Linked DNA regions of Homo sapiens: region 2 is linked to region 1. A link is a loop called in an ENCODE intact Hi-C map of the cell type or tissue named here. Cell type or tissue: HepG2. All regions are shown on one strand. Each heading gives the region's core, and the rest is flanking DNA. Links, peaks and the distances in the headings are about the cores only.

Region 1 (5,498 bases), core at 255-5,254:
GCTCCTGGAGAGCCCAGCACCCTCCATGTAACACGTCTGTTTGCCTAAGTCAGTAGCTCTAAGTCAGTGTTAGGTTCTCAGCCCCATTAGACCCAATGTCTGCCCGTTAAGACAAATATTGTGTAATTCCTTCTTTGCAATGCTAGAATGAAGTCACTAGGTAATAGATTTAGAAATATACAAAATTATTTTTTAAAGTATAATACCATAAATGCAATAAAAAGGCAAGTATTTTAAGATAAAATGTATTTACTAGGTAAATACTTGGGCCTAACTACCCTAGAAAATGTAATGAAAGAGGCAGAGCCTTGCATCTTCTCTTAATAAATCTTTCATTTTCAACCATGTAAGATCAGAAGTTCCTCCACACAAGAAAAGGAAAATGAAAGAGTGGAAGTTGGGGTGGACACTTGGATAATAACTAATATCAACAGAAGTAATAATTGCCCAGACATATTTATCTATAATAAGGGAAAGAGGAAAATTACCTTAATTAAAGGAGGCAGCAGGTGCCAAGACAAATTACAGACTGTAGAAGTAGCAAAGAGGAAGTATGATATTCATAAGAGTAGTGTCGAAATAATGACCTGTATTGTGTTATGAGATATAGCTCTTGCCTTGAAATCTCACATCTGTTAAGGCACTCATTCAATCTCAGGTACCTTAATAAAAGACCTTTGATAGAGGCTAGAAAATCAAGGATGGATTAGAGAAAAAAAAAGCAGTAGCACAAAAGGCCATGGAACACTAGCGGAGTGGATCTGCGGGGACAGTAGCAGAGTAAGATGGAAACAACAGGTAACCCTGAAATAAATATATAATTTCAAAATACAAGTTTTCCCATATCGATTTTTTATTCTGCTACCCTTAAAAGGTGCTTTAATATATCAGTTGGTTTTAATAGAAATATGACCTATATATCATCAATGTCCAGTGGAACATCAAAAGTCTTGTGGGAAAAGGGCCATTTATCCCGGGTCAGGATCCCACGTCCATCATGCCTGGCCCTCACTTCATAAATGCCAGCCTCCTTTCTTTCCCATTTGATTGTGACAAGCCTCACAAATTTCCACAATTGCCCAGGGAGCAATCCTGCTGATTACTGAGAAACAATGTTCTACTAGTCCTCAGAGTGTTTTCATCCCTTGCCACGGCTTCTTTGATGTCCTCAGAAACACTCCCTGGAGTGCTCCTTGACAGAGACCGAGAGCAACTACTGTACGCAGCTGGCGCAGATCCAGGCTCAGATCGGGGCCCTGGAGGAGCAGCTGCACCAGGTCAGAACCGAGACCGAGGGCCAGAAGCTGGAGTATGAGCATCTCCTCGATGTCAAGGTCCACTTGGAAAAAGAAATTGAGACCTACTGCCGCCTGATAGATGGAGATGGAAAGTAAGTAAAGCCATTTGAAAATCCAGTTTTTACCTCTTTTAAGCTACAAATGTGGGCTGCCCATTAGCCTTCCATACTTCCAAGCCTTTTCTTTTTCATTCCCACTGCAGAAAAGCATGTCCATCTCTTGTTTTTTTGGAAGAGAGTCATCTCTTCCAAATCCTGTTCATCACAGTGTTCTCCTCTGCATTAGATGACTGGAAATGTTCCTGCAGCCATTCCCATCTGTTGTCCATGTTAATCACTGTGGGTTTCAAGATTCTCTCCACCTCCCACAAGCAGGCTTTATCCTTCTTTCAGTGCATACCTAATTTCACTGCTGCCCTGAAATAAATGTACTCTGTACAAACCACCTGGATCCATATATATATGTATGTCCTTAAGTTTTAAATTCTTGGGTGTAAAAAAAAAAATCAAATGGAAACAAGATTTATTTATATTCTCTCTTTAGATAACATTTAATTACTTTCAGCTCCTACACATAAAAATCTTAAGAGTTTCCTCTATAGAAAACTAAGACCTGTTTTTGGCATACAAATTTCATTCATTGAGTCAATGAATATTTCTGAAGCGATAGTAAGCAGAAATATAAAAGAATAAACTATATTTCTTTTACAGTTCATGCTCCAAATCAAAGGGCTTTGGATCAGGAAGCCCTGGGAATTCATCTAAAGGTAATAAAATCTAGTTCTATTTCTTTTCTTTTCTTTTCTTTTTTTAAATTTTTTTGAGACAGAGTCTCGCTCTGTTGCCCAGGCTGGAATGCAATGGTGCTATCTCGGCTCACTGCAACCTCCACCTCCTGGGTTCAAGTGATTCTCCTGCCCCAGCCTCTTGAGTAGCTGGGATTACAGGCACCCACCACCATGCCCAGCTAGTTTTTATATTTTTAATAGAGACGGAGTTTCACCATGTTGGCCAGGCTGGTCTCAAACTCCTGACCTCAGGTGATCTGCCCACCTCGGCCTCCCAAAGTGCTAGGATCACAAGCATGAGCCCTCTAGTTCTATTTCTATCACAGCAATACTTTTACATTAATGGCAGTCATACACTACAACCGTAGTCAATATTTAAGTAGTTTTAGCTAAACTGTTCTGAATAGGAAGTATCAAGTGGCTAAAACTATCCCAAGCTATTATTATAAATATATACTTACTCCCTCAATCAAAAATATGCATAATATATTATATTGAACTAGCAGTGGAATTGTCATGTAATCTTTTTGGTTGAATATATGTATGCCTATGTTTTATTTCTAGATTTATCCAAAACCACACTGGTAAAGACAGTGGTTGAAGAGCTAGATCAACGTGGTAAAGTTCTTTCATCAAGGATTCACTCCATTGAAGAAAAGACATCTAAAATGACCAACGGCAAGACAGAACAAAGGGTTCCTTTCTAGCTGTCATTTTAGAGAAAAGAATAATTTGGGAAAGGATCCTGTACAATTGCATTATTCTAAATATCAGAGAGAATATACACACTTTTTACTTTTAAAGATACATTACTTAGCAAAAATACCTGTTTTCTTAGTTTTACAGGATATTGAGTGTTTGTTTCCAATAAATAAAAAAGTTGATGTGCATTCATTTCCATTCACTGATGACTAATAAATAACTATTTGTGATTTTTTTCTATGTCTCATTCATAGAGAAACACTTGTGGAATATATTTTAATTGCCTTTCACTGTTGTTTTAAATAATAGTCAATACCGCCACATGGCATTTGAATATGAAACATTCACTATGCATAATCTTTAAATCACATCGTGTCTATGTGGGCAAATAATCAAAAACTTCAGAAATTCTCCTGTGACTGAAAAGTCTCACCACTAGATGACGCATTCCTGGTATTTTACCAAGAGCCTCTCTCAAACTCTTCTTTCCACAATACCCAGGATACCATTCCTCGTCTAAACAGGATAATCTCCGGAAAAATCCACAGCAATATGGCTTGTGTTAGTGACACTTTTCCTAGAACAGGGGTCAGAAGCTTTTTTTGTGAAGACCCAGATAGTAAATATTTTAGGCATGGCAGGCCGTAAAGTCTCTATTTCAACTACAAACCTCAGCCGTAGACAATAGATGAATGAATGAACATGACTGTGTTCCAATAAAACTTAATTTATTAATGCTGAAATTTGAATTGTAAATATTTTTACCTGTCGTGGAATATTCTTCTTCTTTTAACTTTTTTTGACCATTTAAAAATGTAAAACCATTCCTAGCTCACAGTCTGTACAAAAACACATAGCAGGCCAAATTTAACCCACCAACACCTGTTCTCGAATGTGAAGCCCCATGAGGCTGATGAACATCATGATTCTTGTGATTATGACTATTTATACCTTTCTGGATCAAAATGTATGGTAGGAATTCCCAACAAATATTAAATTGCCTAAAAGGAAAGCAGCTCCTTTATTTCTCTGGTATATGGCCTGATTCCAGTGAAAATCTCCAGCAAGAGAAGGAATTCTGTCTCACAATCCTCCAGTCACATGGGATTCAGAGAAGTGGCAAAGAATGAGATATTTACAAAATCTTCAGCCAAAAGCCATCAAATGAAGCAAATACTAGAAATCCACAGAGAAATGATTTCCAAATGTACAATATTCAGGGCCAGCTACATAATTTTCAGGACCTAGCGCCAAATGAAAACATAGGATTCCTTGTTCAACAATCAGGAAAAATGTATCACCCAAAGGCACTAAAATATCAAGCTGTTTCCTTGCATCTGCATTTATGTTTTCAATTTGTCCTGGATTTTGTTGTTTTGATTTGGGGTTTTCTGTTGTTGTTGTTGTTGTTGCTGTTTTGTTTCCTTTCTTTTTTTTTCTTTTCTTTTTTTTTTTTTTTTTTTTTGCTATTTAGTTTTGTTCTAAGTAAAGTGTATTAGTCCATTCTCACACTGCTATAAAGAAACTACCTGAGACTGGGTAATTTATAAAGAAGAGGTTTAATTGACTCATAGTTCCATATGGCTGGGGAGGCCTCAGTAAACTTGTAGTCATGGCAGAAGGTGAAGGGAAGCAAAGACCTTCTTCACATAGTGGCGGGAAAGGGAGAGTGTGTGAGGGCACAGAAAAAACTACCATTTATAAAACCATCAGATCTCGTGAGAATTCACACTATCTCAGAGAACACCAGGGGGAAACCACCCCCATAATCCAATCACTTCCCTGTCTCAACACATGGGGATTACAATTCAAGGTGAGATTTGGGTGGAGGTACAGAGCCAAACCATATCATAATGAAAAATTAAAGTTCTAAATTATTGGCATACATGTTACTATGAGTTTTTATATTGTGCCATGCCAGTTTGAAATCCAAGCAAAAGAACATTTAACTTGTATACAGAATCCCCAAAATCACACAATTCATAATTTGTAGCTCATACATGCATATGTATTTTGTTCCTACCAAAACAGTGGAAACACTGCACAAAACAAACTCAATTGTTTTTATTTCACTTCTGTATATACCCACCTTCTACCAGCATTCTCTACCTTTGGTTTACCAATGAGTAAAAAGACTGAAAGGAAAAGGAACTATGGATTGTTTGATCTTTCTATGTCATCATTTTCCACTTATGCAGTTGGCAACACAGGCAAGCAGGAAAGCAGCAGAAAAAACTATATGATAGGCTGGGCGCAGTGGCTCATTCTTGTAATCCCAACACTTTGGGAGTCCAAGGCGGTTGGATCACCTGAGGTCAGGAGTTCGAGACCAGCCTGGCCAACAGGAAGAAACCCCATCTCTACTAAAAATACAAAAATTAGCTGGGCGTGGTGGCACACCCATGTAATCCCAGCTACTCAGGAGGCTGAGGCACGAGAATCACTTGAACCCGGGAGGTGGCAGTTGCAATGAGCCAAGATGGCACCACTGCACTCCAGCCTGGGTGACAGAGCAAGACTCTGTTTCAAAAAAAAAAAAGTATATGATAGGGTTCCTTGGTCATTCATATTTTTTAGAAGACCAATGTCTTCTTTTTATACTCAGAGAGCAAGTTCTGGTTTGAATGGAAAGCCTGGCTTCTTGGGTTTGACAGAGATTGGGATTACTCAGTCAAAGACACAATATACTTACCTTGTACTTGCTTTGGGTT
Region 2 (5,264 bases), core at 1-5,000, 180 kb after region 1:
GGAGACTGATTCAACAGCAGTGCCAGGCAAGCAGCAGCGTCTCACAGCACAGGTTGTGCACGACGGCTAAGGAGGGAAAGCGGCTGCAGGGCACGTTCTCAGCTGCAGAGGGCCCAGCTCTCAGGATCAGAGACAGGTCCAGGGCTACCTCACAGCACCTCACACCACGGGCCCCTGCGACCTCCACTCCTTGATATTTCACAAAAGGCTTGAGATTGTGCAAGTGTTAAAGACAGGACACTTCCTGTTTGTCCAGTTTCAAACCTCTACAGATGTCAGTAAAATGACAGCACATTAAATTCCCCACCCAGGGCCCAGCCCAGCACTCAAGGCTTCTCCCCAGGGATGACTGGGCCTTGATTGAGGAGAAAGAAGTAGGTATTAACTTGTAGGATATTTGAGTCGTTGTTAAATCAACTCTGTCCATTTGGAAACATGGTTCTTGGGTCAGAGGTGGCTGCTCTTGGAGGTGGTCCCATCCCTTCACTCTTTATAGCTCACCCTACTCTGTACCCCCAGAAAGAAGGAGCTGGAATACATCTGTGTGGAATTTCTTCTGGCCTCACCCTGAAAACCAACCCTCTCCCAAACTGGTAGACTGGGTAGATTTCTACACTGCCAGAAATTAACAAGATTTCTACCCCCTTTCTCCTGCCTAAACCAGCAAACTGGTCTGTCGTTCCCAAGCGCCCGGCTAGGTGCCCCCTGAGCCCACAGTCCTGATCCTCATGAGACTTCAGCTCTTCCAGATTCCTGGGAGAAATCTGCTATGGACCCTCCTTCCAGCTCTCTCCCCGGCCTCTTCCTGGAAAGCAAACAGCCACTTCTTCAGAAAATAAGATGGTAGACAGAGGCCATCCTCTGAGATCCAATGATAAATCTTGTCCTTTTGCTCATGCAGTACTTACTGATGGCTTAATGAAGAGCCAAGTGATGGGGGAAACTCAGAGGTGAAGGAGACCTGGGTTCAGCCCCAAGGAGTCAGAACCTTGGAGACAGAACAAAGAAATGAACCAAAACCCTCTGGCAGTTGTCATATGCATGGCCCCCTGAACCAGGGGAGCTCAGAAAGGGAAGACAGGCACTCCTAAGGGAAGGCCTCATGGAAGCACAGCTTCTGAGCAGTTGGGAGAGGGCAGCGGAAGTGGAGAGAAGGGGATTGCATGAGGGAGTGAAGGCTCTATGGGGAAAGTCCAGGGCAGAGATGGGAAGGAGCAGAGACTAGCCAGAAGGACAGGAGGGGCTGGCCAGTGCAGGCTGGGAGAGGCTCAGGGCTCTGATCCCCAACCCAGACTGAATCTAGGATCAACTCACCATACTTGTCTGAGAGGCATAAGAATGGGCCTCGGAGTGCATGAGGGGGAGAGGGGCCCTGTGTACCCAGGTCCTACAGTGGCTCATTTTCAGCCCTGCTGGCATGCCAAATGGCCCTGCGCTTGATCTCTGCCAAACAAAGTGAAGACTGCCCCTTCTCTCCTGACATCCCTGATCCCCAGCTTCTCTTCCAGTCCCAGTTTCCCAATCCCCAGCCAAAACTCCCAGGAGGCAGGAGAGGACCACCTAATCTCCCTTCCCAGCAAGTCCCCTTTCTGTTCTCAGTTCAACTGAGCCACACTACCGCCTTTCCCAAAGGGCGATGGGAACAGGGACCTGAATTTCTGGGACCATCTCTATTTCAAATACACTGGCCCCCTGGCGCCTTGGACCTTCACACTTGCCCGGTTGTGTGTTGCTGATTTTTAGTGCAGAGCATGAGGTCACCAGAGCAGGGGGCCCTGGATTGGGAGACTATGCCCTGGGACTGGGCATCAGGGCTCCAACGTGCAATGGTGAGGCTGCCTTGGTCCTGTGTAGCGCTCCCTCTCCTCCCCTCCCCACCACGCTTCCATTCCATCCTCACACTGTGTTTGTGTCCATGTCTGTCTGCATCAGGAGAACAGCCACCTCTTGGAGAACGAGGGCTCCATCTCATTTGCCTCCAGATTCTCCCTGCTTCCCACTAGCCAGCTGCATGTTTTGAGTTGTCAATGAAATCTGTTAAACAACAAGAAAATTTGGAAACATGCCTACTGGACTCTGGGGAAGATACCCCTGTCTTGGCAGTAGATACTGCACTTGGGAGCTCTCAACTGGGAGGGCTTGGGCCTTGGAGTCGGAGATCTCCAATAGCCAGGAGAGGCTGGTGGTTGGGAGAGATCAGCAGATGCTGAATCGGTGCTCGGAAGTCCAGCTCCTCCGCCTTCCATGGCCGAAGGGCTCCACCCAGAGGACAGTCAGCTTAATCCCTGTTCACACAGACCTTTCTCCACCAGGTGTAGAGAAGGCTCTGCCCAGCTTTCATGAAGAAACTCAGAAACCCCCAGTGCCTCTCCAGAATGACTGTAAAATACCTCCTTCTGCCAGAAGAGCCAGTCCTCAGCCCTTCCCTCCAGCCCCAGGAATGCCCCCTGTCTGCAAATAAGAGTGGAATTGGGGCAGTTCAGAATTCTGCCTCCCACCTGGGGGAGCTCTGAGAACCAAATGAGGCAGGCTGTAGATGGGAACAAGCTACAAAAAAAAAAAAAAGTACACAGCACTGTTCAAACCCTAGGGGGTTTTTGGTTGTTGTCTACAAGGCAAGAGGTGCTTTAAGAAAATTCTCCCCTCCTGTTTTCACTTCCTCTTCTCTCTCTTAACCCTGGGAAGGGGAAAATCCTACAAAGATTAGCAGCTGATGTGTGAAAGAACCAAAACAACATTCTTCTAGTTGCATTTTAACAGTATCTTCTGGCAGCCACCACGGGACTGGGTTCTGATGTTCCCAGCTCAAGGCCAGAAAGAATCACTGGATCAGAATGAAGCGTGCAGTTGGAAGAGATCTTAAAGGCCCTCTAGTCCAATGCACCAACACGCTGTCCTGTTAAAGTGTGTCAAATTGTGCCCTGGAGCATAGCCGCCTCCAGGTGAAGGGTGAGCACTACCATATCGGCAGCCCTGTTGAGGACATTGGCTCTGGGTTATGCTAAACCACATGGGCCCACTATCCACTCACCTGCGGCAGGGGCCGTGTTGTATTTCAATGGCACAGAGAACCCAGGGATGCCCTCATCCTGCCCAGCCTTGTTGTGATCCTCCTCTCACAACAAGTTCCCGGGGGAGCCAGGCCAAGGAGCTCATGAGAGGAAATGGGAGTCAAAGTCCCGCTGCTGTCCCCAGCTGCACCCACACCAGGGATGTCACCGAGCTCTGAGAACAGTTCCTAGACTAACTGGTATTGATCGTAATGAATCTTTGTGCTACACATGGTGCAAGGCCCTGGGATGAGCAAAACTGGGAGCAACCAGTAAGAGAGAAGGACATGTTCAGAGGGTCTGGGAAGTGGGAAAATGAGGTGTGAAGAGTGTAGCTAAAAGGTGGCCCCAGCAGGCCTCTGAGGGAAACCAAGCCATGACACACACTGACACTCTGCTCCGGTGCTGCCCCACACCTCCCCAGCCTGACGAACGCCTGCCCTGCTGTCAGGATGCAGCCCAAATGTGCCTTCCTCTGCAAAGCCTTTCCCAGCATCTCCACTTCCAGAGAGAGACCGACGCGCCCCCGTCTGTGGCTTAGACAGTCTGTGTCTTCTACCAAAGAAGGTGTTTCCAGCCTGAGGCACCATGGTATCCCCCAGAGCCTGGCTCATGATGGGTATTAAAGAAATATTTTTAATTAATTAATTAATTTTTTAACAATAGGGTCTCACTCTGTCACCCAGGCTGGAGTGCAGTGGCACAATCATAGCTCACTGCAGCCTCCAAGTCTTGGGCTCAAGCGATCCTCCCACCTCAGCCTCCCAAGTAGCTAAGACTACAGGTACACTGCTCTGTCTGGATTTATTTTTTAATTTTTTGTAGAGACAAGGTCTCGCTATGTCACCCAGGCTAGTCTTGAACTCCTGACCTCAAGGGATCCTCCTGCCTCAGCCTCCCAAAGTGCTGGGACTACAGGTGTGAGCCACTGCACCTGTCCTGAAGAAATATGTGTTGGCTTTCATATTTGTGCCCCAAGTGACTAATACAATATATTACAGAATAGAAGCTGGGCAAATATTCCATGAATGAATGAATGAATGAATGAATGAATGAATACCAAATGGTTATAGGGCTCACATATGGCCAGCCCTAACGACAGGTAACCTATCTCCCACCATTTATGTTTCCCACAGAGCTTCACAGAGAAGCAACCACTTCACTGGAAAGACCAACTCAACTCAATAAATATTTACTAATATTTACAATAAATATTACAACTCATCCAATAAATATTTACTGAGCTCCTACAATGTATCAGGCTCTGTTCTAGGTGCTGGGGACACAACAATGTACAAAACACAAAGCCCTCTGCCTTAGGGAGTTCCCATCCAGTGGAGAAAGAGGCCGACTGTGCCGGTTGTGTCACGCACACTTGCTCTTTCCACTCACACCTTCCCCCTCTCCACCCCAGGACCCGCTTGTGATCCTGCCTCCTTCCAAGAGAACCTGCACCTTGATTTCCCCTTCCCAGCAAGTCCCTGTCTGTCCTCAGTTCAACTAAGCCACACTACTGCCTTTCCCAAAAGGCAATGGGAACAGGGACCTGAATTCCTGGTCTCATTGCCCTTTGGGCATCTCGATTTCAAATATGCTGGCCCCCTAGTGCCTTGGACCTTCACATTTGCCTGATCATGTGTTGCTGATTTTTAGTGCAGAGCATGTGGTCACCAGAGCCGAGGGCCCTGGACTGGGAGACTCTGCCCTGGACAGTGTCTTCCCGAGGGGTAAGGGATGAGTGAGTCGCGAAGGGTAACTGGAAGGGAGTAATGGGGTGATGGCAGTCATCAGTGGCAGATTCGAGGGAGGTGCTACTTTTGCTTCCTGGTCCTCAGATCTCACTCTGCATCCGCTGACAGCGTCTTCTGCCTTTGGGTGGAACTGGCCCCCCTGTTTTAATTAAACTGAATTAAATAGAATCAGCTTTCATAACTGGATGATGCAGAAATGTCCTGACAGTCACCCTCGCCCGGGGCACCTTGCCAGCACTGGGTCTTTGAAGTGTCCTGATCCCTGGTTTCCTCCTCAGGTGCGTCACTAGCTTCTCTGGCTACCTGGTTTCCGGCAAGGAGTCTGTTAGCGCTCACACTTGTTTTTTTGCAAGCGTTTGGAGAGGAGGTTGCAAGGCTCTGGGATGACAGTTTGCTGGAATGTGGGCACTGTTCTTAGGCAGCATTGCCCACTTTCCCGGGTGGCATGACTACCTCACTAGGC

Evidence for each region. Peaks named below come from ENCODE experiments on the same cell type or tissue, not always from the same donor. Only the 100,000 strongest peaks of a DNase experiment are listed, where the experiment ranks them.
Region 2: a loop joins it to region 1, with 22 times the contacts of the local background. A loop is called at or near these places in 78 of 110 quality-filtered maps.

Annotation. Positions count from the first base shown.
Region 1 is chr17:40,789,721-40,795,218 of GRCh38, reverse strand. It overlaps KRT28 (keratin 28), which reads left to right. Exons shown (of 8, transcript NM_181535.3): 6 at 1,173-1,390; 7 at 2,009-2,064; 8 at 2,650-3,023. The coding sequence ends at 2,792. Among named protein-coding and RNA genes, the nearest start is that of KRT28, 7.5 kb to the left of the region's middle. In HepG2, for the core only: a CTCF peak has its summit at 3,227; a DNase peak (open chromatin) is centred at 3,228; H3K27me3 peaks cover 694 bases.
Region 2 is chr17:40,612,797-40,618,060 of GRCh38, reverse strand. No RefSeq gene overlaps it. Among named protein-coding and RNA genes, the nearest start is that of SMARCE1, 32 kb to the left of the region's middle. RefSeq lists enhancers at 2,283-2,872, 3,153-3,272. In HepG2, for the core only: CTCF peaks have their summits at 107 and 2,262; DNase peaks (open chromatin) are centred at 110 and 2,270; H3K27me3 peaks cover 1,390 bases.